3 separate regions of the Homo sapiens genome follow, and regions 1 and 3 are each linked to region 2. The links are chromatin loops, found by intact Hi-C in ENCODE. Cell type or tissue: sigmoid colon. All regions are shown on one strand. Each heading gives the region's core, and the rest is flanking DNA. Links, peaks and the distances in the headings are about the cores only.

Region 1 (10,816 bases), core at 1,548-9,547, 830 kb before region 2:
TGAAACCTTGACAAGCCAACCCTTCTCATGTGGCTGCTTTCCACCTAAGAAAGAAAATGAAACTCCTCGGAGTTCCTGCTGGTTTTAGATTTTTCTCTGGTACAAACAAAAATTATTTACTGTCACTGAGGTTCTTTCCAGATTACCCCAAACAGCCATAACTTTCCCAGCTTTATCTGGGGGGTATTTGGTGTGGTGAATTGCTGTTCATATAGTGAATTCCTATTGCATATCCAGCGTTACTAGATTTCCCCCGTGAAGACAGGTCATCTCTTGAGCTCTGAGTGCTCTTACAGAGCAGGGGGGTTGAAGAAAGAGGTTCTCCCTGATGGTTTCTGAGTGGGTGCTTTAAAAAGCTCAGTAAGAGCCTGGCACAGTGGCTCATGCCTATAATCCCAGCACTTTGGGAGGCCAAGGTGGGTGGATCACCTGAGGTCAGGAGTTCGAGACCAGCCTGGCCAACATGGTGAAACCCCGTCTCTACTAAAAATACAAAAATTAGTTGAGCATGGTGGTGCATGCCTGTAATGCCAGCTACTCAGGAGGCTGAGGCTGGAGAATCACTTGAACCTGGGAGGCAGAGGTTGTAGTGAGCCAAAATTGTGCCATTGTACTCCAGCATGAGCAACGAGCGAAACGCCATCTAAACAAAACAAAACAAAACACCTCAGTAAGAGTGGAAGTGGTTTACGACTATTGATGCCACAACAACAGATACATCAGCAAAAGGAAACTTCAGGAACAATATGGTCGGGATGGAGGTGTTGGACGTTGTTTTTTCTTTTAATTAACAAAAAAACAGGAACACATTTAGTAGTAAACAGAGGGCCCAGTTTTCTCTTTTTGGTCTGAAAGGGGCTTCAAAAAATTGTATTCAGTGTTAAATAGAATAACAATGGCAATGAAGATAGTGAGAAGCGCTACCATCTGTTTAGCATGATGTCCGCGTGGGGACTGGGGGAGAGATTTGCTCCCATTACGGGGGAGACTGAGGCTCAGAAGGGTCAAGTGCCTGGCCTAGGCACCTCGTCCTGTTAGAGGAGGGCACAGCTGCCTGCTGCCCCTCCTTCCCCATCTCTGCCTCTCTAATCTTCCTTGAGGAAGATTCCATCAGAGGTTTTAGTTACATATTCCTACACCATGCCTGGAACATAGTAGGTACTCAATAAATCCAACTTTTCCTGAGTTAGTGGTGAGGAAAAGCTGGACTCAGGATCAGGCTGCCTGTGAAGTCTGGCCTGTAGCTTGCCAGCTGTCCCAGCTTCAGGGTCCTCACACCCAGATGTGTGTGTAGTAACAGAGCACTTCTTGCCTGCAACAGTGCCTGGTTCCCAGTGTATGCCAGTTGACTGATCCGTATTATTATTTTATCTTAAGAGGACTTCCAGCCTCCAGAACTGTTGATGAATAAATGTTTGCTGTTTAAGCTACCAGTGTGTGATACTTTGTTATGGCAGCTTGAACAGACCAGAATATTTAGAAAATAATTATTTAAAAAGGACCTTTTTTTTTTTTTGAGTTGGAGTCTCGCTCTGTCGCCCAGGCTGGAGTGCAGTGGTGCAGTCTCAGCTCACTGCACGCTCCACCTCCTGGGTTCACGCCATTCTCCTGCCTCAGCCTCCCGAGTAGCTGGGACTACAGGTGCATGCCACCACGCCCGGCTAATTTTGTTTTTGTATTTTTAGTAGAGACGGGGTTTCACTGTGTTAGCCAGGATGGTCTCGATCTCCTGACCTCATGATCCGCCCACCTCGGCCTCCCAAAGTGCTGGGATTACAGGCGTGAGCCACCGCGCCTGGCCTAAAAAGAACTTCTAAGCAGACATTTGATAGAGCACTGACATGGGTGGACGTTCATTCTGACCCATCTCTGTGCTGCGGTGGAGGCAGGCTGCTCTGGGAATGGCCGTGTGCAGGATTGCTGATGCCCGGGGTGGGGTGCCCTCCTGTTTAGAGAGGGGTGCTGTTACAGCAGTCAGGCTCTCTTTGATCTTTACCCATTGGTCTGCAGACTCCCCGTTAACCCTGGCAATGCTTCGCCATCTTATCTGCCCCCTTTCTTTCTTGGATTAAAAAGAGGCCCTAGGCAATACCATTCAGGACATAGGCATGGGCAAAGACTTCATGACTAAAACACCAAAAGCAATGGCCACAAAAGCCAAAATTGACAAATGGGATCTAATTAAACTAAAGAGCTTCTGCACAGCAAAAGAAACTATCATCAGAGTGAACAGACAACCTACAGAATGGGAGAAAATTTTTGCAATCTATCCATCTGACAAAGGGCTAATATCCAGAATCTATAAGGAACTTTAACAAGTTTATAAGAAAAAAGCAACCCCACTCAAAAAATGGGCAAAAGATATGAATGGACACTTCTCAAAAGAAGACATTTTTGCAGCCAACAAACATATGAAAAAAAGCTCATCATTAGAGAAATGGTCATTAGAGAAATGCAAATCAAAACCATAATGAGATACCATCTCATGCTAGTTAGAATGGTGATCATTAAAAAGTCAGGCAACAACAGATGCTGGAGAGGATGTGGAAAAATAGGCATGCTTTTACACTGTTGGTGGGAGTGTAAACCAGTTCAACCATTGTGAAAGACAGTGTGGCGATTCCTCAAGGATCTAGAACAAGAAATACCATTTGACCCAACAATGCCATTACTGGGTATATAACAAAAGGATTATCAATTATTCTACTATAAAGACGCATGCACACGTATGTTTATTGCAGCACTGTTCACAATAACAAAGACTTGGAACCAACCCAAATGCCCATCAATGATAGACTGGATAAAGAAAACATGGCACATATACACCATGGAATACTATACAGCCATCAAAAAGGATGACTTCATGTCCTTTGCAGGGACATGGATGAAGCTGGAAACCATCATTCTCAGCAAACTAACACAGGAACAGAAAACCAAACACTGCTTGTTCTCCCTCATAAGTGGGAGTTGAACAGTGAGAGCACATGAACACAGGGAGGGGAACATCACACACTGGGGCCTGCCAGGGGGTTGGGGGTTAGGGGAGGGATAGCATTAGGAGAAATACGTAATGTAGATGACGGGTTGATGGGTGCAGCAAACCACCATGGCTCTTGTATACCTATGTAACAAACCTGCATGTTCTGCACATGTATCTCAGAACTTAAAGTATAATAATAAAAAAAAAAAAGGGAGAAAAAAAAAAAAAAGAAAGAGGCCTTCTGGAAGTTGTGTTCTAACCCCTGTGAAGATCAGTGTTTTGCATGTAGCTTTGGAGATGCGATGGGAGTGTGAAAAGTCACTTACTGTTTGGGTCTGTGCTAAGAGCCCACCCACTTCGTGCCAGTGGAGCACCTCCTGCAGCATTCCACAAGGAGTGCCGTCTCTAGATAGCATGTGAGAGGGTGGGCAGCACGGGTCAGTGTGGAGACCCAGGTGCCATGTCCCCACCTGCAAGACTGGATTCTAGCTTTTATTTTGTCCCAACCCCTCATTTGGACACAGCTGGATTCCTCTCTTAAGATAAAATAATAATACGGATCACTTAATAATAATACGGATCCCAGTGGCATACACTGGGAACCAGGCACTGTTGCAGGCAAGAAGTGCTCTGTTACTGCACACACGTGTGGGTGTGAGGACCCTGAGGCTGGGAGAGCTGGCAGGCTACAGGCCAGGCTTCACAGGCAGCCTGATCCTGAGTCCAGCTTTTCCTCACCACTAACTCAGGAAAAGTTGGATTTATTGAGTACCTACTATGTTCCAGGCATGGTGTAGGAATATGTAAGTAAAACCTCTGATGGAATCTTCCTCAAGGAAGATTAGAGAGGCAGAGATGGGGAAGGAGGGGCGTCAGGCAGCTGTGCCCTCCTGTATCAGAACGAGGGGCTGTCGGGCCAGGCTGAGGAGGACAGAGGCTGCAGAACCCCAGAGAGTCTCAGCTCTCCAGCCCAGGTGCAGCTGCCCCTTGGGCAGACAGCCTGGAACACATCTGCTCATTAGTAGCCTACCCAGGCAGCTGGCCGAGCGCCTGTCCCTGAAGGCCTCCCTGAGCTCAGAGGCTCCCGAGCCCTGGCACTGTGGGTGCAATCCCCAGAGCTGCTTTCCCAGGCTCGTTGCACAGGCAAGTGCAGCCCAGGTGTCTGACAACTTTGGCTTCAGCGTCATGGCCTCCACATCGAAGCCGTTGTGGGACACCCAGGAGTCTGAGCTCAGCAGTGAGCTCGGAGCTTGAGCTTGAGCTTGGGTTGCAGAATCCAAAAATCAATTAATGTGGGGCTTGGGGGGAAATCTGTCTGACCGGTGGTTTGGCAAAATCTTCAATCACTGTGAGACAGAAGATGTGTGCTGCGTGCTGTGGCTATGGTGCGCATGGCTGCAGCTGCTGCCAAATAGGAAAGGCCCCCACAGTGCCTCCATCCCCCAGCCCTGCCTTTCCTCCCAAGTGCAGTGGGGGTGTCTTGAGGCGAGGGGCTCTCTAGGCACTATGCCTCCTCCATAGTCCTCCAGACCCCCTTTACTTGAAGACTAAGCAACTAGCCCTTTGGCAGTCAGTTCTAAGGGTGAGGGGCCTGAAGTGTCAGCAAGGGTCAGAGCCAGGCGCCTGGCAGAGGCTGGAGGGGCAGAGGCAATGGTGATGGGAGCCAGTGAGGCCAGAGCATGAGCCAAATCTCCCCTCTGATCATTTTGGACCAAGTGCAGTGAGCATGAGTTGGAGGTGTCCTCAAATTGCAATCCTCTGGGGTCTTCCTCTGTCTCTTCTTTTCGGGTGAGTTTGGCAGCGGATGTGAGGAAGGTGCTCTTCATCAGTCGCTGGGTTCATGAATGGTCCTCATTTCCTGAATCCTTCTGGATCATTCTCTGAATTCAGCAGGGGCATGTCTCCCTGGGCTGACGGGTGGGGCTCCAGGTGCATCTGGCTGCAGCACTCTGGGAGGGGGCCCGAGGTGCATGCAGATCTTGAGTGGGTCTCAGAGAAAGAGACACACAGGCCCCACATGCGTGTGCACACGCACACATGGGCATGAATGTGGGTACGAGGCATGTGTGCTCCACACGCTGACTTCACTGGGAACACTGACCCCAGCTGCAGAGAGACCGGAGCAAGGGCTGAGGGAGGCAGAGTGAAGGAGCGCTCATCCCTGGGAGGGCGCCTGGGAGGAGAAGTGAGTCATTGACCAGTGGTCATGGTGAGTTTGCCTTACGGAGCCATCTCTGGAGCCTGAGGTCACAGGGTCTCTGGAACTGGCCCTTCAAGTTCCTGGGAAGGGTTTTGACAGGGAAGTCGTCCACAAGGGCTTTCCCCCACTGGAACACTGCCTAGCCTTCTCAGAAACGCCCCATGTCTGTGGCAGGCTTGGTGTTCCTCCTGCCATTCCAGGCTTTCTGCTGCCCCTCCCCTCCCCTCCCCTCCCTTCCCCTCCCCTCTCCTCTCCTTTCCTTTCCTTTTTTTAAATAGAGATGGGGTCTCCTCATGTTTTCCAAACTGGTCGCAAACTCCTGGGCTCAAGCAGTCCTCCCACCTTGGCCTCCCAAAGTGCTGGGATTACAGGTGTGAGTCACCTTGCCCAGTAATTTGTGTAAGCATATACCTTGGATTCTCTACTAAACCGCCTAGTCTTGCCAGTCACTTCCTAGTCTTTCCTGCCTCCTGGCCTTCCTTTATCTCAGTCCCCTGCTGCCTGGAATGCTCTAATTCTCTCTCTTTCTCTCCCTCTTTTGTGTTTGTCAGAATCCTCATTGTTTTTTAAGCCCACTCAAGCCTCAAGCTCCACCTCTCCCAGGAAACATGGGGGCCTACTTTAGTCGAAGAAGACTCTTAGCTCTGAAGTTCTTTGAAATCATCTCTTCGCCTGAGGCTTCAGTTTCCTTACCTGTAAAAATGAGACAATACCATGTCATGGTTTGTTGTGAACATTCCCTGTGATGACCTTCATAACAGTGGCCAGCACGCAGTAGGTTCTCAGTGAAATCCTCATTCCTTTCCTGCTTTACGCCAGGCACAAAAATACAGATGTGAGGTGCACCCCTGGCTTCTCAGGAGGGAGCAGGGCTGGGGTGGAGGAGGCCTGGGTGAGGGGTTCCATACCTACCCAGGGAAGGGAAGGGATGGCAGGAAGCCTTTGAGAAGACCTGCTACTGGGCTGGGTTTGAAGGACAGTTAGAGGCCATCAGGAGCACCCGAGGAGCAGGAGTACGGTGAGGCAGTGGGGCAGGAGGAGGACAGGCTGGGAAGATGGGAGACAGGTGGTGGGAGGGGCTGGGTGCGGGGCACTGTCGGGGGCAGCCGGAGAGAAGACGAGAGCCTGGACTTTATGAAGAGGTGAGGAAGTCACTGAAGGAGTTGAGGGCGGAGGCAACAAGTGGGAGAGGCTGAGCCAGGAGAGGCGGCTCAGTGGCCTGCAAGGGTGGGTGGGGACCAGTGGAAGGCAGCCCTGACTCAGGCTTAGTCAGAGGTCCTGGTCCAAGGTCCCCTGCCCGCTCCCCGCTCCCCGCTGCAGCCTCACAGTGCCCTTCCTGGAATAAAAGGTGGAAAATGAGAGTTTGCTGTTTGGGGCTGCCATTCAACTTGCCTGGGCAGGGAGGATGATGGCTGAGGGCCGCCAGCATCCACGGCCCTGCTCAGTCCCCATCTCCTTGCACCCACTGTGGTAACCAAGCTCCCCACCCTGACACCTGGCTTGTCTTTTCTGGGGTGGTTTCTCCCTCAGGGACTTCGCTCCTCTGTTCAGTCTCCGCCATTTGCACAGCCCCTCAGCTGAGTCGGTTTCAAGTGAGCAGAGCACACAGGGGCTTTGAACACCAGCCATGCCGGGCTGGGGAGGAGGGCAGGGAGGAGGAGTGTGGCAAAGGCAGCCACGTGCTCCACGTGTTCCTCTGGATGCCCCCGCTCCTCCTGGCGCCCCGTGAGGGTCTGTGTTGGTCCCTGTTGTGCCCTGATCCCCAGCACCATGCCTGGGGAACCGTTAAATGAATGCTTATTGAACGCCAGGGTCACTGTCTCCAAGTCTCAGGTGTATCGCAGGTGCACAGTACCTGCCTCCGCCTTGGATGCCTCTACCCCACCACAGTAGTATAATTGCCCAGGATGTGGGGCAGGGGCAGAGCGACAAGGGTTGGGGGAGATGACTCTCTCAGCCCTCCCCTCAGCAAGCCCTCTGCCAGAGTCTCACTCTGTCCTCCTCCGTGCATTCCGAGAGGTAAGCGCGACTAGGAGTGTGGGCCCAGGTGACCTACGACTGTTCGCGGGGGATGGGGCCGTCAGGAGGGGCGTGGCCTCCACTCCATGCCTCTGAAATGTGCTGGCCTCTGTCTGGAAATTGCTCATTTTTCTTACCACTGAGCTTGGCAGTCATTGGGGAATTTCTGGAGGGAGGGGGGATCCTGGAAGGAAACTACCGTGGGACCTGTTGTTTCCCCAGAAGCTCAAACACAAAGAGAGGATGGAGTGGAGGTGGTGCTGCAGAGGGGGCTGTTTTTTCCCTTAAGAACAAGCTGCCTCCTGTCGGAAAAAGGAAGGCCGTTATCCTTTCATCTCATGTTTTTTTCCTCCAACCCCGGGTCTCTGTGTGGGATTTCAGCAGCGGGAGAGCGGGTGGCAGGAGGAGGTCTCTGCATGAAACAGCGGCAGTCAGGTGGGTGCCCGCCCTCGGTGTGGATTGCACTTCGAAGCCCCACAGTGACCTTGTGACTTGCCTGTTGTTATCCTCATTTGCCAAAGGAAGCTCAGAGAGGTAAACAGACTTGCCTGGGGTCACACAGCATGTACTCATGGAGCTGCTACTTTTTTATTTTTATTTTTATTTTTTTTTGAGACAGGGTCTCCCTCTGTCACCCAGGCTGGAGTGCAGTGGCGTGATCTTGGTTCACTGCAACCTCCACCTCCCAGATTCAAGTGGTCCTCCCACCTCAGTCTCTTGAGTAGCTGGGACTACAGGTGCATGCCACCACATCTGGCTATTTTTTTTTCTTTTTTGTATTTTGTATTTTGTAGAGACAGGGTTTCACCATGTTGCTCAGGCTGGTCTCGAACTCCTGGGCTCAAGGATCCGCCTGCCTTGGCCTCCCAAAGTGCTGGGATCACAGGTGTGAGCCACCGCACCTGGCAGGAGCTGCTATTTGAACCCAGGTCTGTGTGGTGCCAAAGTGATGTTAAAGCTTCCCCCTGGATGGGAAGAATGGCAGGCCTACACAGGCCTGCTATCCCCAGTCTTATTCTAGATCATGCCAGGCCTTCCCTCCATCAGAGCTTACTGTTTCCATGACCTCCTGGGTGTCTTTCCTCTCATGCCTTCTCCTGCATGTGCTGCTGAGTCAGTGTGAGGTTGGCTTCTGGGCACCTGGGTGAGTGTGTGGGGACTTGGGGAGACAGCATCTGGTGGGATTTCAGGCTGCCACATACTCAGCCTTTGGGTAGACAGAGAGAGCTGGGTTTTGGGGGACCGGAGGCCTACTGCTAGGAACTGGGAACAGAAGCAAAGTCGGTGCCTACAGCTGGAAAGGAGGCAGCAGTCACAAGGACCCCAGATCCACTGTCACGGGGTGTGCGTTTGTCCTTAGTCCTGTGGGAGCTGACGGACGGGTTAACTTGGATGCACCAGCAGAAAGCCACAAGGCTGAGACTGCCCAGTGGCGAAAATCATGCACCATGTGTCTGGGCCCCTGCCTCCCACTCTCCCAGAAGGGCTCATCCTCGAGCCTGCCCAAGGGGAGAACAGAGGTGGCCCTGGCTGTAAATAATCCCCAAGAGCCACAAGGCCCAAGGTCCCCTGCAGGGAGAGAAACAGCCTGTTTGCCTCCTAGGAGCCAGAAAGCTCAGGAGAGAATCTAGTTCACAGGGTGAAGATCCATGGAGTGCCTGCTATGAGCGGGGCTCGAAGGTGTGTGGGTCCAAAGAGGAAGGAAACAGCCTCCTCACACCCTCAGGATGGCTGCTATTAAAAGAGCAGAGAGGGCCAGGCATGGTGGCTCATGCCTGTAATCCCAGCACTTTGGGTGGCCAAGGTGGGCGGATCACCTGAGGTCAGGAGTTCGAGACCAGCCTGGCCAACATGGCAAAACCCCGCTGCTACTAAAAATATAAAAATTATCTGGGCATGGTGGTGTGCACCTGTAATCCCAGCTACTTGGCAGGCTGAGGCAGGAGAATCACTTGAACCCAGGAAGTGGAGGTTGCAGTGAGCTGAGATCGTGCCATTGTACTCCAGCCTGGGCAACAAGAGCGAAACTCCATCTCAAAAAAAACAAAAAAACAAAACAAAACAAAAAAACAGAGAAGAGCAAGTGTTGGAGGACATGGAGAAATTGGAACCTTTGTGCACTGCGGGTGGGAATGCGTAATGGTGCAGTTGCTATGGAAAACAATATGATGGTTCCTCAAAAAATGAAGCAGAATTAACATAAGATCTGGCAGTTCCACTTCTGAGTGTATACCCGACAGAATTGAAAGCAGAGTCTCAGATATATTTGCACACCCACATTCACAGCAACATTCTCACGATAGGCCAGAGGTGGAAGCAACCCCAGTGTCCATGGGCAGGTGAGTGGATAAACAGAGTGTGGCACACGTGATGGAATGATCCCTCAGCTTCAACAAGGAAGGAAGGACAGGCCATAACACAGGTGAACCTTGAGGACATTATGCTAAGTGGAATAAGCCAGTCATGAAAAGACAAATACTGTATGATTCCACTGAAACCTGGTACCTGGAGTCGTCAAATTCACAGAGACAGAAAGTAGATTGGTGGTTGCCAGGGGCTGGGGGCAGAGGAGGGAAGGGCAGTGAGTGTTCAATGGGTGTAGTGTTTAGACTTCTAGGGATGGATGGTGATGATGGCTGCACGACACTGGGAATTTACTTCATACCACTGAACTATACACTTAACAGCTAAGATGGTGACTTTTATATCATATATATTTTACCACAATTAAAAATAATTTTAGGCCAGGCGCAGTGGCTCACGCCTATAATCCCTTTGGGGGCTGATGCCTATAATCACTTTGGGAGGCTGAGGCGGGTTGATCACGAGGTCAGGAGATCGAGACCATCCTGGTTAACATGGTGAAACCCCGTCTCTACTAAAAATACAAAAACAAAATTAGCCGGGCGTGGTGGCAGGCGCCTGTTGTCCCAGCAACTTGGGAGGCTGAGTTGGGAGAATGGCGTGAACCAGGGAGGCAGAGCTTGCCGTGAGCTGAGATCGCACCACTGCACTCCAGCCTGGGCGACAGAGCAAGACTGCATCTCAAAAAATAGTAATAATAATAATAATTTTAAAATTAAAACAAAACAAAAAATAAAGTGGCCTGGTGTAGTAGCTCATGCCTATAATCCCAGCACTTTGGGAGGCCGAGGTGGGAGGATCACTTGAGGCCATGAGTTCGAGACTAGCCTGGGCAACACAGCAAGACCACCATCTCTGTTTTTTTAAAAAGTAAATAAAAAAATAAACAAAATGGACGCGGACTAACTGGCTTCCAGGGGCCAAATTGGCATGGTGCCCTTGGCATTGTATTATGTAATCTTTCCATCAACCTCTGTGAGAGAGAGCTCCCTTCGTTCTGATGCAGAAACCAAGGCTCAGAGGCATGCCTTTTCTCGCCCAAGGCTTTCACTGGTCTTTATGTCTCAGGTGAGCACTGATTTGGTGCATTGTGCTGGGCTGTAGCATTGGCACTCCGTCTGCCAGGGCTTCTGATTTCAGCTGGGGCCCCTCATGCACTCAAAACAAGAGAAGAGGACAAGGGCCATGTAATTGGTCGTGAAAATGCGTGGACAGATCAGGGAGGCCTGAGTCATCAAGAAGGCTTCTTAGAG
Region 2 (10,816 bases), core at 1,401-9,400:
GGGAGAGACGGTGTTGGAGGTGGGATGGTGCGGAGGTGTGCCCAGCAGCCAGGTGGATGGGAAGCCATATTAGGGACATTGGCTGAAGACAGGGGCGAGGGCTCTGTGGAGAGAGGATGCTGGATTTGGGGCCAGCCACCTTGACCACACCAGAAACACTCTCTTGGCTTCTGAGTCCTCGTCCATCGCGTGGGAGGATGGCTTCTCCTTTCCCACTGCACAGGCCTGGCTCCCGCGGACGTCCCCTGCTGGGGAACTGCTTTTGAAGTCCAGAGGAAGGAACGATGACCTCTAACTGGGGCAGTACTGAGGACCCAGCAGAAAGGGCAATGTATGAGGCTTCGAGGAGGAGGTGGCTCCTGGGCTGGCTGGAAGGAGAAGTAGGTTTTGGCAAATGAAGCTGGCAGGACAGTCAGACAGGCAGACGGAACTTGGTGGCAAGAGCACGGTGGTATGGAACGGGTAGCACATTGACAGCCTGTCTGTGAGCCTGGCCTGTCCCTTCTGTCTCCTCTGTGGGGCCGAGCAGGGCATCCTGCTGTGGGCTGAAAGCTTCTGGTGGTGCCCACTTCCCCCAAGCCTTGCTCCACCCTGTGATATCTACTGCAAGAGGCTCTCCCGCCCTCCAGCTTTAGTGGGGCTCAGACAATGGGAGCACAGGCAGGTGAGGGAGAAGGAGGCCAGGGCACTTACTCCCTGACTCTGACCATTTGGGGCTGCTTTGGGGTTCACTGTGTCCCTCAGCCAGATGACTCTTTTCAAAGCAACTCTCTCCTTCTGGGATCCTTGCCCCTTTAGGCAGAGGGGTGGTAGCAGCAAAGCTAGTCACGGAGCACTGCACTGTCCCTCGCATCACCCCTCGCCTGCCAGTACCTGTGTGAAGTTGGTCCAGTCCTTTAACCTCCTCAAGTATCCCAATGTGAGAGTGCCAATACATCCCATGTGGCTGAATGGTAGGGGAATGGGATAGGGAAGAGAAAGAAGCGTAGGCCTGTGGGTTATAACCGGATATGAGATGGCCAACTTTGATCAGTCACGGGGTGCCTGATACCTTTGCTGAAAAGGACTTGGAAGCCACATCCTGGATTAGCAGGAGGAGTGTGCTGCCATTGATTAGTAATGTCTGCCCTGGAAGCGAGGGCTGGGAGTAGTACCGTAAGCCCCAGGCATTCCATTCTCCCAGGACTGATCACAGAGGCCTTCGGGCTGCAGGAAAGGGAACTTGAATCTGATCCTAGAAGCACTGATAGAAGGAAAATACCATCAAAGTCATTCTGAACAGAGAAGTTCAATCCCAGTACTTTTTCTTTCCTGGCGTGGCTTTGTGGGTGGTGGATGGAGAGGAGACAAGGAGACCAGCAAGGGGCCCACTGGAATGAACAAAAGGAAGGTCAGAGATAGGGAAACACAGGTGATGAAGAGGCTGGTGAGAGGGATTGTGAGGTCTAATTCTTAGGACTAAATGTCTTGTTGGCTAGCAGGAACAAATCTTGTAATCAAGACACTGGAAGGATGTGGATGACATTATGGGCAGGAGACCCTGAAGGAGAAGGGTGGAGAAGAGATGGGGCAGAGGAGTCTACAAGGGGTAAGATGTTCTATGTCTTCAGAAGAAACCTGGGGCTCGAACACACTTTGAAGAACAAGGCCTAGGCGGGGCTGGTGGGGGGTGCACAGCACAGCCCTTGGTGCCCCTCCACTGGGCAGTAATGGTGATGCCTCTATTTGGAAGCATGGTGGCAACACTGTCTGGCCTCCAGGAGTGAGTGACGGTGGGGAGGAGCAGCTGAGCAGTGGGGCAAGGAGTGTGCACATGCTACATGGGGCCCTGGGGTCTCTCTGCCCCTGGGGCCAGTGCAGAAGCCACACTGGGAACCTGGCCCTCCTGCAAAACCTCTCTGTCCTGGTCCCCCTAAGCCTGGCTTCACGAGAGCTAGTCTTTCTGACTAGTTTTGCTTTACTTTACTTTTCCTTTCCCTTCTAATTTTAGAATTCACATCTGCACATTGTAGAAAATTAGAAAAATATAGCTCATTATTAAGAAGAAAAGAAAAATTACCATCATGCCACCTGCAGAGAGAATTGCTAGTAAGGGTTGGTGCAATCCCTCCAGGCTCTTTTTTTTTTTTTTTTAGCACTTTTAATGGGGAGACCTCTCGGGCTACCAGCTTGGCCCTGTAGGAAGTAGCACGTCACTCTGGCCTGGAATCCATTGAGTGTGGGTTCTGAGCTTCCCCCCAACCCCTGGATGGTCCCTGGTTCTGAATCCCACACAGTGCCAAGGTGTGTTGGATGGGGAGGGATGTCAAGGGGTCCTGGGTCACCTGTCACTTGTGTTTGTCCACATAGGTGACTCGGGAGGAACCGCGGCTCTGCGGTGGTGTGTGTCTCTCTCAGGCATGGGAGTCTCAGGAGAATTTGGAAACTGGCATCTGCGGAGCAGCCCCCAGAGGCCCACTGACTCCCCTCTTCCCCAAGGCCAGCCCAGGCCCAGAGAAACCCCTGAAAGTTTGGGGGAGCCCTCCCCAGCACCTGCTTCTCCTGACATTCTACCTCTCCCTGCCATACTTGTCCTTCCCTAATGGACTTGGAACGCCACAAAATCCAGAGCCTGGGTCATTTGTAACCAGAAGCCGGCTCCTCCTACCCCAAGGGCAAAGAGGGCTAAGGCGAGAAACCCTCCCAAGGTGAAGGAAATTTTGTCAAAGAAGAAAAAGGACAAAAACCAACATCACCAAGAAAGCCCGGGGCAGTGGTATCCTCACAAACACAGACACACCTGCAGACTTCTCTCACCAAATCGAGATTACAAAGCACAGCTTCCACTGCTTCTTAGCTTTTCACTCTGTGTTATGCCAGGAGCATTTTCTCATGTCATTTGAAAATGGGATTTCTGAGGGTAGCTCCCAAGGGTGACTTAGTAAATGAACTGAAGCCAGGGGATGAAGTGGGTTAGAGACCAGTCGTGGATGGCACAGAGACTGGCATCTGTAACCTGTCTCTTTCATTTCTACCCCTTCCTCAGCCCATCCCTAGCCTTCCCTCACTCAAGAGGCTACCGTGGCTCCCCATTTTTATCACATCAAGTCTAAACTCCAGCTTTCAAACCACTCATAACCTGGCAGGCTCTTCTCCTCTCTGTCAGTGAATGCCCCCGACCCTCACCACGGTACCCATTCCTCTCTTCTGTCTCTTGAGGTGCCCCCACCCCACATAGTGCTCAATCCTGTGTCCTTGCCCTGCTGAGCAATTCCCTCCCTCCCTCCTCCTCTCCCCAGTCCCCCTCATCCCTGTCATCCATCCCCTACTCCTTGCAAGTGGCCTCTGTAGTCCTCTCTAGGGCCCTCTCTCATCTCCCTCTCTGCGGCGGGTCCTGGCACCTCCGTGGCAGGCGGGATTTGTTGCCATCCCAGGGGGAATACTGGGCTTCTCAGTGGGCAGGGCTTGAGGCTTCATCCCTCCTCTTCTGGAGCCCGCTGCATGGTGCAGCAGGGCTGGGAGGGCTGGGCCAGTGAACCTGTACTTCTCAGGAGGAAGGGCTTTGCCCACCACTGGCCTCCAGGTGCCCGGCTCTGGTCGGGACTGTTTTGCTGCTCAGTGCCAGCCAGCAGCCAGGCCCAGGCACAACCTGCCCCAGGGTTCTGGGATGGCAGAATGCAAAGCGCAGACTCCACCTCTAACTTCTCCCCTGAAAGGAGAATCTGCCAAATCCCCAGGAGTTCAGAGGACAGGCCAAGGAGAGCAGAGGAATTCTACAGACCCAGGTGGGCCCTGGCTCCACCCTTCTGCCAAGCTGTGCCATCCTAGGCGGCTCCCTTAACATCTCTAATCCGCAGGAGCTTCTCTCGGGGTGTGTAAAGCATGAGTGGACAGGAGGGAGGTACTCGATGAATAGTGACAGCCAAAACCCTGATAACAATGGGCGATGTCATTTAACATTCACCGTCATCTCATGGCGCAGTCACTATTATTCCCCCATTTCGCAGATGAGGAAACTGAGCTTCCAACTTGCTCCTGCAGGTCCTGCAGAGTTCAGTGATGAAGTTCAAGCTTCATTCGGTCATTGCGCCTCCAGGGCCAAGGTCATTTGCAAAACTCCTTCGCGTGACCATACTGTCAACCGCGAACACAGCCCCATGCCTTGGTGGAGGGGGTGGGGTACGCCCATCCCACGTTGGGAATCAGGAACCCACCCTCAGCCGCCCCTGTCCTTGTGCCCTGTCTGTGGTTCCGTGGTGGAGGGTAACTATGTTTTAGTTAGCATGGATCCTGCACATGTGCTGGAATATTCCATCTGCAAGCATTGAAGGGACAGGAAATCGAAGTCTGGGCCCCTCTCACACTGAGGGAAATTCACAGACATTGTGATTAAAAACAGTAGGATGGTAAATATGTGCCCAATTAATGCCTTTACTAAAATAGCAAGTCCCTAAAATATTTCCGAGCAGGAAGTAGAATGAAGAAGGCCCCCTGCCCCCACCTCGCACCCCATTCTGTCCCCCACTCCTGAGAGCAGCCCAATTTGTCCCCAAAACCCAGGAAATCTTTCACGGAAAATACTCTCCAACTCTGGCTCCGCTGGGGTTCGAGGCCAGCCAATGGGGCAGGGTGGAGGACAGGTGCCCTGGAATTCCTTTCATGCTTATTAAAACCAACAAATGTCAGGCCGGGCACGGTGGCTCACGCCTATAATCCCAGCACCTTGGGAGGCCAAGGTGGGTGGATCACTTGAGGTCAGGAGTTCAAGACCAGCCTGGCCAACATGGTGAAACTCCATCTCTACTAAAAACACAAAAATTAGCCGGGCCTGGTGGCGGGCGCCTGTAATCACAGCTACTTAGGAGGCTGAGGCAGGGGAATTGATTGAACCCAGGAGGCAGAGTTTGCAGTGAGCCGAAATCGCGCCACTGCACTCCAGCCTGGGTGACAGAATAAGACTCCGTCTCAAAAAAAAAAACCCAACAAATGTCAGAAGTCAGTATTGTGGGTCCAGTCCACAGGGATCCCAGAACCACCCTTGCCCCCACCCCCTGCCAGGATCTGGCTACTGGGTGAGACCCAGGCCTGGCCTTCAGCTGGGTGGCTGGCAGCTTCCTGAGTTAGTTCTGAATCCCAAAGTTAATGGTACATTGGTCACGCCTGTAATTCCAGCACTTTGGGAGACTGAGGTGGCGGGATCACTTGAACCCGGGAGTTTGAGACCAGCCTGGGCAATAAAGCAAGACCCTGTCTCTACAAAAAAAAAAAAAACCAAAAATTCAGTCGGGTACAGTGGTGTGCAAGCTACTTGGGAGGCTGAGGTGGGAAGATTGAGCCCAGAGGTTGAGGGTGCAGTAAGCAAACGTCACACACTCCAGCGTGGGTGACAGAGAAAGACCCTGTCTCAAGAAAAAGTGTATTGGATTTCTCAAAGAGACTGTTCCAAAATCTGTTTGAAAATGGACCCTACAAGGATGATTTTTAATTGGAAAAGAAAAGAAAAGAAAAAAAAGGACGGGGAGAGGTAGGAAAACAGAGTGCAAAAGCCCACCAGCGCCCCCTGGTGAAAGAAGGGCAGTGGTGCCCGGCGCCGACTGCCAGCCTAGGGCGGACGGCAGGAGGGGTCCCAGTCCCAGCACCACCTCCGCTCCCCTCAGGGCTTCCCCAAGACAGCCCAGGGGTTCCAGCCCGGAGGCGTCAAAGCCCTCACCCGCCCGTTTCCTGCTGATCAGCCTCAGCACTCCACATAGCGGGGAAAGCAGCTTGTCCCTGGTCACAGAGGCCTTTTCCGGAGGGAGCAGGCTGTTACTGTGACTGTGTGGCTGGATCACTCACCCTCCAGCCTGACAGAGACTGGGCTCTGGGAAGGGCCTTGCCCAGGCCACACTGCTAGACAGGCTGAAGGCACAGGCGCCCCACGTTGTAACACCTCAGAAGTTCTGGGTTTCCAACTGAGTACCCAAACATAGAAAGAGCCCTGGTGCCCATCAGCACCAGGTGGGTGCACAGCCCATTGTCCTACAGAGGCCAGAGGAGCTCCCTGGAATGTACATCAGGCACGTCCCCATGGCCACGGGGCTCTGCAGTCCAACCCACCTATGTCCCCAGGTCACCTTTTAGGGCCTCCTCTGCTCCTTCCGCTTTAGCCGACTGGGCCTTCTTTCCAAAGCATTGAGCTCACCTCCACCCCAGGGCCTTTGCATTCACTGTTTTCCTTCCCTAAAAACGTCTGCTTCCAAATGTCCAGATGCCTCCTCCTTCTCAGAGTTTAGGTCTCGACTCAAATGGCAACTGCTTTAAGAGGCTGTCCTTGTCTTCCTGGGCCAAGGGTCCCTGGTCCCCATCACTCCGCCCTCTCAGACTGCTGTGAGGGATCTTTATGGATGTTATTACCAGCATTACATTACACAGTGTACGAATACTATATATTAATATGTGCTAGGATGCCAAGCTCCAAGACGGGGGCAGGGGGGCTGTCTTGTTCAGCTCTGTGTCCCCAGCCCCATCCAGCCCTGCACATCCTAGGTGCTCAGTAGCTAGTTACTGCATGAAGGAATGAGTGGAATTTGAATACTTATAAGGGAGGATTGGTGGCTGCTTCCCCTGTTCTCCCCCAGTGCCTGCGTTGTGGCATTTATGGTGTCATCTTGTCATTTACCTCTGGGTCCATCTCTTTCAAGGTGGTGAGTCCCCAAGAGAGGGAGAGAGGCTCAGGGCCTGTGGCTCCTTGGAGCTCAGAGAAGGTGCTCCCCTGTGGGTAGTCTCGCCCCGGCACCACTTGCTCCTGATCTCTGCACAACGGGTGGCCTTGGCCCCACGTCCCCTTCCCCTGGCACTGCTGCTGGGCAGGCATCTGGAGACCTGGGCTCTCACCGGCTCTTGCAACTCACTGGGTGACCTTAGGCAGGGCCCATCCTCTCCCTGGGCTCCCATTTCCCTGAATGCACAATGGGGGTCTTCTGAGACTCCTGAAGGGTCGCTAGTTCAACCCCTTGGAGTTGGGGGAAGCCCAGCTACCCTTCTCTGGCTTTTTTTGCGGGAGCGGTCTCAGCACCAATGCTTGGAGTTTGGGAAAATACACAGCTCTCCAGAGTGATGGGGAGCAGGGCTTCCCCGACTTGGTGGGGGCCAGTGATACCAGCAGCCACTTTTTAACTTGATCAAGAGCACGACTGCTATAGCCCAGTCATTGTATCCTAAGGGACAGGCCGCTCCCGCCTGATTGTATCCCCAACAAGGAACTAGGCCAACGCCGTACAGCCCACGTCAATTCCGTCCCTAACCCCTGCCAGCCTGGAGTTCCTGGGGGCATCACCCTCTCTCATCTGCAGCAACCACGTGGTGCCTCCTGCAGGAAAGCCCAGCCTGGCTCCCACTGCCCATTGCCGGGCTGGGCTCCACTCAGGCAGCCGCTGCTTCCTCTGCAGACCTTTTCTCTTCTGGGCGGGACAGGAACCCACGGCTGCTCAGGCACTGTGCCCCACTACCCCCTGGTCTTTGCACATGCTGTTCCCTCTGCCAGGATCACTGTGTTCCACTTTCCCACGTAGTCTGCAGAACCCGACCTGACAGTTCCCATCCCACAAGGGTTTCCCATCTCCTCCCATTCCGTTCCTACAGGCTCTGCCACCTGCACCAGTCAGAGTTCAGAGAAGTGGAACATTGGGACGTGAGAGGACATGCACGCGCACACACACACAGACACACACACACACACAGACACACAGACACAGAGACACACACAGACACACACACAGACACACAGACACACACGCACAGACACAGAGACACACACACAGACACACACACACAGACACAGACACAAACACACAGAGACACACACGCACACACAGAAACACACAGACACACAAAGACACACACACATAGACACAAACACACACACAGAGACACACACATGCAGGAACATACAGAAACATACACAGACATACAGACATACACAGACACACACACGCACTACACGGACAGACACGCGGACACCAACACACAGACACAAACACACAGAGACACACACACGCAGACACCCACAGACACACAGACACAGACACACACGCAGACACACACAGACACACAGACACACGCAGACACAGACACGTATACACACAGACACACACACAGACACACAGACACACCCACAGACACACACACAGACACACACACATACATATATAGACACGCACACACACACAGATACGCACAGACACACACAGATACATAGACACGCACGCACACACAGATACACACAGACACATGCAGACACACAAACACGTAGACACACACACACAGACACACACAGACACACACACACACGACCTATTACAGGGACTTGGCCTTGTGAAACCTTGGGCACTGGCCACCCCGTCTAAGGGAACTGCTGCTTCTCCGGTGCGTGGAGCTGGCAGGGCGGGCGTGGGGAAAAGGGGATGACCATGAAGTGGGGTAGGAGGACAAACGGAACCTGACAGGCTGAGCTGGAACTCCCACCGGGAAGTGGCAGACCCCAAGTCAATCTGTCCCCTGCTCTAAGCCTCTACCTTCGAGGATGGGCACCCCGTGGAAGAAGCCGGCACTTTCATGAACTAAGCATATACCTGGCCTGGGAGTCAAGAAGGCCACAGGAGGCTCTGGCTGGGCTGGAAGAGCTATGCCCCAGCTGCCTGGACACCAAATCCATCTCCTGAGATCAGCAGCACCTGCGAGTCCCCTGTGTGTTGGGAGGCACTGGCCCCTCTCGCCTTCTGAGTGTAAAAGGAAGACATGACTGCTGCTCCCTCTGCCCCTCCCCTGGGGCCCCAGATAACCCAAGCCTGTGCAGGGAAGGGAGTTCTGGGTGCTGCAGTTCAGCTCAGCTAGGCTGACCGGACACACATCTGTCACACCACCCCAGAGCCTAACCCATGCCGGGTCCTGGAGCTACTCCCGGTGGTGGCCACACTTCCTGCCTCCAGGAAATCCATCATCTCCTGGGAAAGACAAGTCAAGAGACAAAAACACCATTGAATGTGCACGGTGAGGTGGGCAATAGCCATGCAGGCCTGACGGGGAGAATGTGTCCCGTACCAGGGGAAGACTGCAGTGGCCCCCAGGGATGGAGAGGGCCGAGGTCCCGGGGAGGGGGCAGCTGTGCCAGCTCCAGGGCCTTCACTTCTGGGCCTTGGGCTGATGATGCTCCCCTGGGGAGGGCAAAAGGGAGGACAGCGAGGAGCAGGCTTTGGGTGGGACCAGCTGGGAACAATACCTGTGTCTGCCTTGCCAAGCCTCACAATTCCTATCTAGAAAATGGGGTTGTTGGGAGAATTGAAGATAAAATATATACAAGTATTGCACTGGACCTGACTCTCCCCACCCCAAAGTTGACCATTCCCAAAATTGACAGTGTCGTTATCTAGGTCCTAAAAAATCCAAGGGAGAAATGAGATTTCCTGTGTCTTCCCAGAAGCTACGCCACTGCTCTTGAACTTGGGAATTGCCACGAAGTGCAGGGGGTGGGGTGGACACGGAGGTCTGTAGGGCCGAGGAAAAAAAACACGACACAACTGGGGCCTTCCAGGGTCTCCCCCGACCCCTGTTCATCCTGCCTGCAGCACCTCATTCCCAACGAGGGCCTGCAGCCAGCTCCTGCCATCTGCCATGAGTTATAGAAAACAGGCAGTGATTAATCAGCCAGTCAACGCCGCGTGCAGCTATCCTCTTTCATTTATCTGCCCCCTGACCCCCCCAGCACAGTCCACGCAGCAATAGGCAAGTGTATTAATCATACGCTTTAAAAATATTTAAAGGAGGAGCTGAGCCTGGAGCAGAGTCTCCTTTAATGGACTCATTTTCAGCTGAGGGTGAGTATGCTAATTAGGAGATAAAACAAACGGGCTGTTTGAAATGCAAATGAGCTGCTGGGAGCACTTCTGGTCCCTTCCTTCCCTGCCGCCTGTTTGGGAGGCTAAATCTTATTTCTCCCAGCCGCTTCCCGCCACCGATTTCTAACCAGAAAAGATAGTGGCTGATTCTAAAACTGAGAGGTACTAGGTCGTGTTTTCACCGCCCCCCCTCCCCGCCCCCCGCCTTTGCCCTGGATCAAGGAGCAGAGAGGACAAAAGTTGCCCCAACTCCAACTCCAGCATGAAAAAACCCCAGCCGGGAGGGGAGGCGTGGCTGCTCTCCCCCCATCTCCTGGCACCCACCCAGTCCTCCCCATCTCTTGCCAACCCTGCCCCCTCAGTTTCTCTCCTCTCCTTTTCCTCTGCCTCTGCCCAGCTTGGCGTTTCCCAGCTCGCCTCCCTGCCCACCTCCTTGCCCTCTCCATTCCGTCAGCTGCTAGCAGGAGCCTCGGGCACAAATCCAGAGCCTTCCTGGCTGCAGCCTTTCCTGGGGTCCCAGGCACCACTCCCACCTACCACCCAGTCTAAACCCCGCCTCCTGTCCCCGCTGCCCTGGGGCCCTCCCTGCCCCATCACAACCACACACCTGCTATTCCCTCCTCTGGGCTTGGGGAATCCTAGTGCCCCTGCTTGGAGCCTTCCCTCCCACCTCCCGTGGCTGGCTCCCCAGCCCTTCAGGACTCAGGGCGCATCACCTCCTCAGGGAAGCCCTCAGACCTCCTGGTGCCTTCGTGATTCCTGGATCTGGCACCTGTCTTGGGTGTGACAAAGCATGTATGTGTTTGTGGATTTGTCACCCCTCTTCCCAGGACCTAGGGCTCCTTGGCGCAGGAGCTGTTTTCTCCCCTGCCATGCGCCGTGCCTGCTGGCACATGGCTAGCATCTAGTGAGTGCACACTGAGTTGAGTTGATTGCTAGGAGGCCCATGAGCTCCCTGCATCCCC
Region 3 (10,816 bases), core at 1,446-9,445, 240 kb before region 2:
ATGTTGGGAGAAAAATGTCCAAATTAGGGATGGGCCCATGGCTCAGCTGAGCAGAACACTGGGTGAACTTCTACTGTGAAAGAAATAGCAGATCCGGCGGACATTTATGGGCGACAGAGAAGGGTAGCTCAGCATTGAGGAGGGAGTTTGGTCTCATTCTGGCCGAGACTGTCAAATCCTCGGATGGGCTTGTAAACCAGCTCCTGGCCTAGCCTCATCAAACGTGAGGATGAGGAAGAGAGAGCCTGGTGGGCCCTGGGGAGGGGACCTGCACTCTCAGTGGGACACCTGGTGACCAGTAAGCCTGGTCCACTGCCCTTCCTCACCCTCTCGTCTTTCTAATAAACAGAGGGGAGGTGCCTGTGCATAGACTTGGGGACTATTACATTGACTCAGAAAGACCCTCTTTTCCCTTTTGCCCCAACCAGTGCTTTACGAGGTTGCCTAAGCCTGTGCTGCGACCCCCAGAGGCAGGTGCAACCCCATTTTACAGATGGGGATGCTGAGGCTCTTCACCAGGGCCGCCCAGCTGGATGGCAGTGGGGTGGGTCACACCGAGCCTCCTTTCCCCTGGGCTGGGCTGCCACCCGAGGCCCCCACTATGTGTTCCTGTTTGCCTTTGACTCCACGGGGGCCGGGAGAAAGTGGCACTGGGGATGCCACCAGGCTGCTTGTCAACTGGCCTTTGCTGTGTTCCACACCTCTGACATGGAGGTGAGGCTGTGGTGGCTAAGACCGGGCGGTGGGCCGAGTTCATGTTCCTGCTATGCCAGTGATAGCTGGACGAGACCTAGAGCAAGGCTGTGAACTCTTGTGGCCTTGGAGTTCTTGTCTGTGCAGCATCCTTTCGGGTGCAAGGATTGTTACAAGGGTTGAGTGAGCTGTTATCAGCGAAGCACTGAACAGTGTCTGGAAGGTGATAAACTCAACAAAGTGTCTCTGGAGTTAGAGCAGCCTTCTTGTGGTCCCTGGACCCAGCAGTGTGCTATGGGCATAGTGCCCTGCACAGCGGGTCCAGCTCAAGGGACAGGGACAAAATGACCTTTTCAGAAGCGTGTTAGGAAACAGCCCGATGGGCCCTAAGGCTCCAGAACCTTTGTGTTCCCTGAATCCTGACCCTCACAGGGTCCTTGCATGAACTTGACACAATTAATACCAAGAGAGATGGTGCTGTCCCCATTCCACCCCTTTGCATGTGGCTGAAGGTCACAAGGATAGCAAATGGAAATGCCTCCGCAAATCACCTGTTTACTATTTTTCTGATTATTAAAGTGATTGAAAATGTGATGACTGTGGAAAAGCCCAATGAACATATCATTATGTTCTTCCCTGATTCCACCTCCCAAGGATGACCCTCACTCACATGTTAGTATGTTTCTTTCCAGTTCTTTCTTTCCATGCCATACTTCCCTTCCAATGGAAGGTTCAATTAAGGACGTTAAAATACAACAACAAAACACACAAAAGTAACTCCCTGGGCTTTTGAAATTCAAAGCTTCAGAGGAAATGGTACGAATGCAACCCAAATGGCAAATTTCCCATCTGATTTTATTTTCAGTACACTCTGAACCCATCTTCTGCCCCTTACCCTAGCTCTTCCTCAGGCAACCTTGAGTTTCCTTCTCTAAGGGGAATCTTGCAGGAGTGGTCTAGGACTGGGAGGCTGAGGGGGCATTGGAGGAGACACCTGGACAGGTGTGCACAGAGGTGGATGTGAGAGGTGGATGAAGGACATCCCAACAGGGAACCTGCTCCCACCCCCTGCACCCCCCGCCACCCGGCTGTGTGTTTCCCAGGCGAGGCTGTGTTTGACATGCAGCGGCCGCACACCGTCTTTGGTATGCCGTTTGGTCCCGGACTTAATGAGTTCTGCAGGGACGCTCCACTGTAGCTAAAGATCATTTACCTGAATTGCTTTTTAATTTCTGCCGTGGGAAGCTGCCCCCGGTGTGATATAATTACATTATAATTTACAGCAATCCCAAATCTATAAATTTAGCCATACAGTGGGGGGAAGGGACTGGAGTTGTGTGTGGGGCTGGGGGAGAAATCCCCCCCATCATTAAGTAAACCCACATTTCTGGGTGCAGGTTCCAGTCCCTGGGCAGGTGTGGAGGAGGCAGAGAGGGACATCACTCGCCCAGTACACGCTGAAGTGTGCTTTAACACCACAGAGCATTCGGGCTGGAGCTGCTAGTGGGAGAGGATGAGAGAGTGATGTGACATTCTTTCTGATCTGCCCTCTTATAGCATTTTTGCTGTGGGATGTGGGGAGCACACAGAAGTGGGTAGCCTGGGGACATCTATGGAATGCCTAGCATTGGAAGGCAGGGATCGGAATCCTTCCCTGATTCTCTTATGGGAAGATCTCCCGGCTGTGGGCTGTGGAGAGGAGAGCTGGGCCTCAGGGTGGAGTCCCGGGGATGTCTCTGGGCAGATGGAGCCACTCCCTGGGAGCTTGTGGCATGTGCGGAAGTGAAGCCGTGTGGGATTCCGATAGGCCTAGGCGAAGGCGCAGTACCATGCAGGCCAAGGGAGGGGTTTCCTTTCTGCACCCACAAAAGGGTTCACATTCCTGGTGGCCCTGCCATTCCACGTCACTGTGTAATTTGCCGTATTCCTGTAAAACCATGCATGGACCAAAATTATTCATATTTTATGGGCATAAAGGCAGTTCATTAATTAATGGAATTCTATGGTGAATTAACTTTATTTAACAAAGAAAGAACCAGGTTTTTCTGATTCGTCTGCTCTGGAGATCTAAACGTTCATATCTTGGGGGGATTCCGTTGGGATGACTTTGTAGCAGTGGGAGGCAGTATAGCAGCTAAAGCACCAGTGGAACCCAGGTTCGGAGAAGCTAAGTCACTTACCCCACATCACGTAGCTGGTGGAGGAGAAAAAGACCCTGTGAAGGCTGTTGGATGGGGAAGGTAAGTAGGGGGATAGAGAGGGAGGAAGAGGGAGGCAGCAACAAATTTACTCGCTGTGTTGACCTTGACTGTTACGAGTTTGCCCCTTGGCCAGGGGGACTGTGTGGAGTGGTGCTCTGGCAGCAGCCTTCCCCCTTACAGGGGTGTGGGCCCCCACCCTGATACAGGTGATTGTCCCTCGCCACCCCGGGAAGCTGCTGATCCTCAGGCCCACCCTCTGAGCTTTGGCTCTTACGTTCACGAGCGCTGGGGCTCAGAGATGGCAGAATGGCGGCTCCAGAGTGTCCCTCCAGGTGCTTGTCATTAGCCACTGCCCCCTGCTCCATCTCTGGCTGTAAGCCCCTTTGGGCCCCCTTTGGGTCTACACCAGCACCTGTCAAACTGACTCTGAGGAGGTCAGAGAGGGCAAGTCATTTACCCCAAATGACACAGCTGGTCTTTGAGGATGTAAGCCTGTCCTGAGGGCCTTGCTTTGAGATAAGGTGTCCCACAGCCTGATGTTCCAACCAAGTGGGACATGAGGACCTGAACTCCCTTGTCAGTGACACACCTGACAAAGGATGTCCCCATGGCATTTCTTTGTTGTTGTTGTTGTTGTTTTGTCTTGAGACAGGTTATCGCTCAGTTGCTCAGGCTGGAGTGCGGTGACACAATCGTGGCCCACTGTAGCCTCGACCACCCGGGCTCAAGCAATCCTCCCACCTCACCCTCCCAAGTAGCTGGGACTACAGGTGCCTGCCATCACACCTGGCTTATTTTTGTATTTTTTATAGAGACAGGGTTTCAACTTGTTGCCCAGGCTGGTCTCGAACTCCTGACCTCAAGTGGTCCCCTTCCCAAAGTGCTGGGATTACAGGTGTGAGCCATTGTGCCTGGCCCCCATGATATTTCTTATAGCCATTGGTACTGCCATGATTTGGGAGTTTTGGGAGAATTGAAGCAAGTACTTAGAATCTGAAAGAATGCATTTCCTGTTTAAGGAGCCCATTTATCACTCAGGTTTTACAAATACATGATAAAGCCCAAGGAAGGCCTGGCCCTGTCCACCTGTGCAGCCACTCACTGCCCTCACATTAAAACAACCTCACCTGGCTGTGAGTGTGTGCTTGGCTGTGAGGAGTGTGCAACTGGCTGTGAATGCGCCTGGCTGTGAGTGTGTGCTGGACTGTGTGCGCCTAGCTGTGAGTGCACCTGGCTATAAGGAGTGTGCTCCTGGCTGTGAGTGTGCATCTGGCTGTGAGTGTGACCTGGCTGTGGGTGTGCACCTGACTGTGAGTGTGTGCCTAGCTGTAAGGAGTGTGCTCCTGGCTGTGAGTGTGCTCCTGGCTGTGGGTGTGCACCTGGCTGTGAGTGTGTGCTGGACTGTAAGCATGCACCTGACTGTGAGCGTGCACCGGACTGTGAGTGTGCACCTGGCTGTAAGCTCCTTCTGCCCAGATGCCTGTCCTTTGCCTGCTCCTTCCAGGAAAGCTGCCTTGATGACAGCCCTCCCTCCATGTCCCCCTCCTGGTGCTTCCTGCAGACATCAGATCCCTGTGGGTGTCTTCTGACAAGTCTTACCCCTGCCCCTAGGGCTAAGCCCCAAGGCCAGGAGATGTTTGGATAATCTGGCCAGGGATCACAGGAGCGCTCCTTCCTGTGGCTGCTGGTTCGCAGATGGCCTTGCACAAGCCTTGGCTGCTCAGAGCTTTGCACTCCAGCTGTGGCCCAGCAGTGTCCCAGGGAGGGATAGGATGCTGGGTGAGAACACCACAGGCCCTTACTGCTGGGCACGATGGGAGGCTGCCTGGTGACGGCCGCCTTTGTTATGACAGAGCAGAGCGTTGGGCCGTGGCCAGGCTCTGTCCAGAGACAGCTGCGAGGCTTCCAACCCGGCTGGGTGGGGTGGGAGGGAGCTGTGGCTGGCATGCATCTGCATGCACCCAACTTAGCAAGTTCAGCATGGAGGAGAGAGGGAGAGAGGGGAGAAGCTGAGACAGAGAGGGGCTGAGTGCATGCAGCTGAAGCAGTGCCCTCGTCCCAGTCTGAATGTGCCAGAGCCAGGTTGGGCGTGAGGGTCTGCCGTCCTGTTTACATTTACTCGTGCCTCCTGTACTGCAGGCTCCAGAGCTGGAGTTTTTATTCAGCTTCTGATGTTTATATACACAGTTTTCATGCACAGGCCCAGAACCCAGCCAGCCCCCTCCCTCTGCTGCTGTTCGATCTGGGAGGCAGTGTGCGTCTCCACACAGAGGAGACCGCTGGACTGCACTCTGGAGGAAGTGGGGTCCCCTCCGTGTGGGACCTTGCTTGAGGTGGGCAGAGGTGCTTTGGAGTGGTGGAGATTTTTATCTCATGTATGGTCTTTCGTGTCTAATCTTGGCAAAAGATGGGATTCCCTGCATTGCCGTTTTACAGATTAGGGACCTGAGTTTCAGAGAGCATGTACTCTGCGTCACACAGGTTGGGGAAGTGGCTTTGAACCCAGGCCCATGGGATTCCAATGCCTATGGCCTCTTGACCCCAGGCCTTTCGGGAATGATTTGAGAAGCAGGCAGTTCAGTCCCTCTGTACCTGCGGTCCCCAGTGACAGCTCAGAGCCCGTTTCAGATCCGCCTGGGCAACCTGCCCGGCTCCCGCTTCCTCTGTCTCCCCTTCAAATGCTGGCACATTCTCCATAGTGACTTCCCAGCCTGCCACATCTCCCCACACCCCAGCCACGCATAACCACTGGCGGCTCCCGGGACAAGTGGGGCTCCCACCATTTCGCTTTCACTGTGTGGTGACTCCCATGGGTCCATGAGGGACTGCTGTGTCCCCAGCTCCTAGAACAGGGCCTGGCACTGCCCATGCCAGTGGTTTGTTGACTAAATCCGTGACCGGATGAGTGCTTCAGGGACCTCTAGGCTTCCCTCAGAGCCAGCCCAGAAACACAAACATATGACTATGTTGCCCAGACCCGTGGCTGTCTTCTTTCAGGACAGCGGAGTTGGCACAGCCAAACCCGAGTGTCTGCTGATATGCTTCTTGCTAAGTGGTGAGCCCGGCGTCTCTAAGTAGTGCCTCTGCCTGTGAGCGGGTGATGAAGAGTCAGTGGGGATTCATACCCATACTGTGTGAATAGGATGGCTACTATTAAGAAAAACACTCAGAAAACAGAACAGGTGCTGGTGAGGATGTGGAGAAGTTGGCCTCCTTGTGCACTGCTGGTGGGAATGTGAAATAGTGCAGCCACTTTGGAAGACAGTATGGGAGTTCCTTGGAAAATGAAACAGAATTACCTTACAATCCAGCAATTCTCCTTTTGGATTTAGACTCAGAAAAGTTGAAAGTAGGGTCCTGAAGAGATATTTGCACACCCATGTTCATAGCAGCCTTATTCACAATAGCCAAAAAGTGGAAGCTACCCAAGGGTCCATTGATGGATGAATGAATAAACAAAATGTGGTGCGTGATACAGAGGGCTGTTATGCAGCCTTAAAAAGGAAGGACATTCGGACACAGCACAGATGAACCTTGAGAACGTTATGCTAAGTGAAATAAGTCAGTCACAAAAGGACATATACTGTTTTATTCCACTTATACGCGGTCCCTAGAGTCGTCAGAATCGTAGAGACAGAAAGCAGAGTTGTGATTGCCAGGGGCCGGAGGGAGGAAGGAGTGAGGAGTTCATGTTGAATGGGTGCAGAATTTCAATTTGGGAAGATGAAAAAGCTCTGGAGATGGATGGTCGTGATGGTTGCGGAACAACGTGAATGTACTCAATGCCTCTGAATTGTACACTTAAAAGGCATGGAAATGGTACATTTTATGTTTTGTATATTTTCCTGCAAGTTTAGAAAATGAAATTATTGAAGAGAGCCTGAGGAGCAGGTCTAAACACCCATGGACTTCTAAAGCTTCCGTGAACCTTGGGTCCTCCTGGTTCCTCCACCATCGATGACCAGTGTGTCACCCCCTGGTTCAGTGCCCTCTTTATGCATGAGAGCAGCTTGCTGGGCCAAGGCCCCCGGGCCAGGTGGCTTCTCTGAGGAAACGTTCGTTAGTTCTCCCCGCTCTCTCACCAGAGAAAGCACCTGTGAGGCCAGCCTCTTGTCTGAGCCCCTGCCCGGAGACTCCGAGGACATTCGAGCTCTCAACCCCAGACAGACGCTGAGGGTGGAACCTGTGGAAAATATGTTGGTTTTAGAAATTTAAACCTGATTTTTTTCTCCTCTGTGAAAAGAATCAAAATCCAGCATAAGCTTATTACAGGCGGACTGAGGTTATTTTGGGAAGTAGCAATTAAAGGTTTTATATTTTTCCTCTCCCTTTTGCCCTTGCAGCTTGCACAGGTCTGTGAAGCTATTAAACCTTCACCCAACCCACAGCCCGGAGGAATCTGCCCTGCCCCGTTTCTCCTCCAGTTCAGTGCCTTGGGAAAGAAAAGAAAGTTAAATTCGTATTAATTACAGCCAAATCCGCTCAGTAAGCACTTGCTGAATATGCTTGAGGATGAGGTTTAAAGCTCTCCTCCAAACAAAACGGTAAAATGAAAGGAATAATTTATTTGGTCAGACACTATAATTTGCCACGTCATTCCATTTCTCTTGTTACTAAAATGGATTCTCTGCTGAGGCCGTGACTTCCAACTCCAAAAAAAAAAAAAAAAGATCATCCACAGCCACTATTCCTCACAATTTCTCTGAAAGGTCCTCCTTGCCCCACCACGCTGAAGCTAGGCCCAGGGCTCTTGGAAGAAACACACAGCACTTGCTCCTGCACACTGACACACTCTGTCACCCAAAATGACATGCTGTCACTCATACTCACACACCACATGCTCACAGTCACACACGTACGCATGCATGCACACAGGGACAGCCACGCACCTGCACCCATGCACGCACTCACTGTCACACACACCATCACCACGTGCACACCCAGCACCCACACGCACCCTTCATACACTTATACACACATGCACACATTCGCATGCACACGCCTGCACTCACACAGTCACAGATACACAGGGACACAGAGCCCCAGGGGCAGTATGCCTCAGAGCATGTTAGTACTTCCATAAACGATCTCTTTCCACATCATTTACAGAGTGGGCGCATTGTGAGTGTCTTAAGTTTCTGACCAGGGTTAATGTCTTTCTGAGGCTGACTTAGCTCAAAGGCAGTGTCATGATTAAGATCTCAGGCCCAGGAGTTGGACAGTGCTAGGGCTGAGCCCCAGCCCAGCCACTTAACAGCTGTGTGACATTCGTCAAGTAGAAGGAGTTCCCCCAGCCTTAGCTTCCCATCTCTAGGTGGTGATAATGAAGAGTTGACCTCATAGGGTACATCTGAGGAATAAACCAAGGCTGGGCCTAACAGCTGTTTCCCAGGAGGTTCTCATCTGAGTTGGCTGATATCGTCATTATTATCACCAATCCGTAATGCTGGTGTCCCATCCGTTCTCCAAGTGCTGACTTGGCTGTAGCTGTGGGCCCGGGCCTGGGAGAAGGGGACTGTGTCCACCAGGGTGGCTGCAGGAGGGCCTATGTGGGCCTTGAGATCCTGCTTCCTGGCCAGGACCCATTCCTTCATGGGGCACCTTCCCCAGTTCTCAGGGCTGGGGGCACTCAGAGGGAAGTGCAGGGCTGAGTTCATGTAAGTTCTGCAAGCAAGTTCTGGTCCCTTTGAGTCAGCACTGTGCTAGGCATTCAGAGGGGAGGGGGCGCATGTTTTGCTAAGGGCAGGTGTGCCTGCGTGTGTGTGTGTGTATATATGTGCACGTGTGTGTAAAGTTTCCTTAGAAGAGGTGGCTTTTGAGCAGAAGCGCCTTGGGTGAAAAGTGTAGCAGGCTTGGAAGTCAGAGTGTGCTGCTGAGTGAGTGGGAGTCTGGTGGAGGTGGTCTTTCTAACCGGCCACAAGACCCTGGGCCCGCTCTGCCCCTCCGTCTGAGTACCTGCCATCCCAGGGGGTGAGTGCTGGCTGGGCTCCTGGTGCAGCCACCTGCACCGTGCAGTGCCATCACCGGGTCGTGTCTTGAGCCCCTCCTTGCCCTCCTGTTTGTTTAAGTGGCCTTGGCCTAGCTCCCTCTGCCCTCTGAGGGTCTCACTGTGCCCTAGCCCTGTGGGCATAGTGCCTGGCACATAGGGGGCCCTCAGTCTAGGGCACAGGGTGAGTAGAGGAGGAGGTTGGCCCTGCTGGGGCAGCATGCTTGCCAAGCCTGTGTGTGTGTGGGTTTTTGTTCATGCTTCTGCTGGTGTGTACGGAGAAGTGGGCCCAGACACACACAGACATACACGGATGCCCACCAGGCCCCACGTCCATCCATGGGAAGGGCAGCACATGCTGGTAATGTGTTCCCCAAACAGCAGCCTCTTGGGCTGCCTGAGCTCAGGGCAGAGCAGGGACGGGGCCTGTTTGTTGGGGCTCCAGCAGGGCAGGGGAGGGCAGAGAGTGTGAGCCCTCTGGAGAATGTGCAGGTGGCTGGGGGAGTGCCCTTCCCAGAACCTCATGGCTGGACCTGTGAGACTCCCTGCCCGTCCTGGTCCCCACCATGTTCCCTCTGTTTTCTGGGTGACTCTCTCTGCCTCCTTTCTCTGGTTCTCTCTGTCCTTCTCTGACTTTGTTGCTGTCTCTCTCACTGTTTCTTTGTCTGTCCCTCTCTTCTCTGTCATTCTGTTTCTCTCACTTGGTCCCTGTCCTGGATCACTCTGTGTCTCTGTGTCTTCTGTCTCTGTGTCCTGGTTTCACTCTGCCTCCGTATCTCTCTCTGTCTCTTTTTTTTTTTTTTGCCTGTTTGGTCTCTTTGTTTTCCTGTCATTCTTTTTCCCTCATTTGGTCCTCAGTTTCAGCTCTGCCTGTCTCTCTCTCTGTTTCTGTCATTCTCTCTCTCTCTTTCTGTCATCCTCTCTCTTTCTGTGTCATTCTCCATGTTTGTCCTTCTGTTCCCTTTCCTTGTCTGTCTCTGCACACCAAGGTTGCTCCCAGCTGGGAGGTTGGCCCTGTCCCGATGCCTGGCCCTTCTTCTGCCAAAGGCATCTTGGAAAGACTTGAGGTTATTCTGGTGCATTCAGTCCAGCGCTTGATAATTGTACTAACCTGGCAATTGGCAAGTGCTCCTCCCAAAGAAAACCCTCACAGTGCAGGGTGCTCTGCTGTGGGCACCAGGCCTCCCTGGAGGTTACAGGGCTCACAGTGTGGGGACAGGTTGTCCAGGGGCAGCTGGAGCATCCACTGGGATGCTGATGTCAGGCCAGAGGGCACCTGTGTTTTCCTGGGTGACAGGCCACAAGCAGGACAGCTCACACCCAGGAAAATAAAAGCCAGGCTCAGAGTACTTGATTCCTTATTATGGTTGGGGATAGTCAGTAAAATAGTAGATTCCGTTTTGAGAGCAGTATCAGTGCTCTGGGGCCTGTGAAGGGAGCTTTGGGTGTGCTCTCTGGTTGTCACACAGCCCCCGGTGGTGCAGGTTATTGTCCCAGTCTGTAGGAAGGGAGGTGCCTCCTGGTCTGGTGGCTGGGAGTGTGGCTTTAAATCCAGCTCTGATTCTTACCAACTCACCCAACTCTCCAGGCCTCAGTTTCTGCATTTGTCTGTGGGTTGTTGTGAGGATTCAGTGAGGTCATGCTCACAAAGTACCTGCGTGGAGTAAGGATGAAATCAATGGCACTAGTGTCAGGGCTGTCTCAAAGATTATCACTTAGTCTCAGGGGCTGGAGTGCCAGTGGGATTACCTACGCTGGACTGCGTCTGCTGCCCACCCATCGCTTCCCATATGGGGCACCACAAGGCGGGGTGGTTCTTGGTTTGTTCTTTCAATCAGCAGTAAACACCAGGTACACAGCATGGTACTTGCTTGGTGGAGAGGAATCAGTGTGGATTGGGGCCCCAGTCCATGCCCACCTGGCACAGGGTGCACCA

What was found. A loop is a pair of places that touch in the nucleus more often than their neighbours do. Peaks named below come from ENCODE experiments on the same cell type or tissue, not always from the same donor. Only the 100,000 strongest peaks of a DNase experiment are listed, where the experiment ranks them.
Region 1: it touches region 2 in a loop (3.0-fold over the local background); 2 of 110 quality-filtered maps call a loop at or near these places.
Region 3: it touches region 2 in a loop (2.8-fold over the local background); 4 of 110 quality-filtered maps call a loop at or near these places.

Annotation. Positions count from the first base shown.
Region 1 is chr2:120,232,492-120,243,307 of GRCh38, forward strand. It overlaps LOC105373583 (a long non-coding RNA gene), which reads right to left. Exons shown (of 3, transcript XR_923259.3): 2 at 5,801-5,873; 3 at 2,705-5,260. It also overlaps a transcript of RALB not described here. Among named protein-coding and RNA genes, the nearest start is that of TMEM185B, 14 kb to the left of the region's middle. RefSeq lists enhancers at 1-248, 5,412-6,611, 10,483-10,816. In sigmoid colon, for the core only: no CTCF peak of the experiment used is centred there; a DNase peak (open chromatin) is centred at 6,384; H3K27ac peaks cover 2,104 bases.
Region 2 is chr2:121,065,622-121,076,437 of GRCh38, forward strand. No RefSeq gene overlaps it. Among named protein-coding and RNA genes, the nearest start is that of TFCP2L1, 210 kb to the right of the region's middle. RefSeq lists enhancers at 5,206-5,769, 5,454-5,613, 8,788-9,638, 9,221-10,120, 9,639-10,490 and a silencer at 9,532-9,826. In sigmoid colon, for the core only: a CTCF peak has its summit at 5,554 (motif pointing left); a DNase peak (open chromatin) is centred at 5,570; H3K4me3 peaks cover 64 bases.
Region 3 is chr2:120,821,315-120,832,130 of GRCh38, forward strand. All of the region lies in intron 2 of GLI2 (GLI family zinc finger 2), which reads left to right. Among named protein-coding and RNA genes, the nearest start is that of GLI2, 91 kb to the left of the region's middle. RefSeq lists enhancers at 490-1,155, 1,992-2,799, 2,800-3,607, 3,608-4,415 and a silencer at 2,288-2,499. In sigmoid colon, for the core only: no CTCF peak of the experiment used is centred there; DNase peaks (open chromatin) are centred at 4,727, 5,107 and 5,887; H3K4me3 peaks cover 371 bases; H3K27ac peaks cover 962 bases.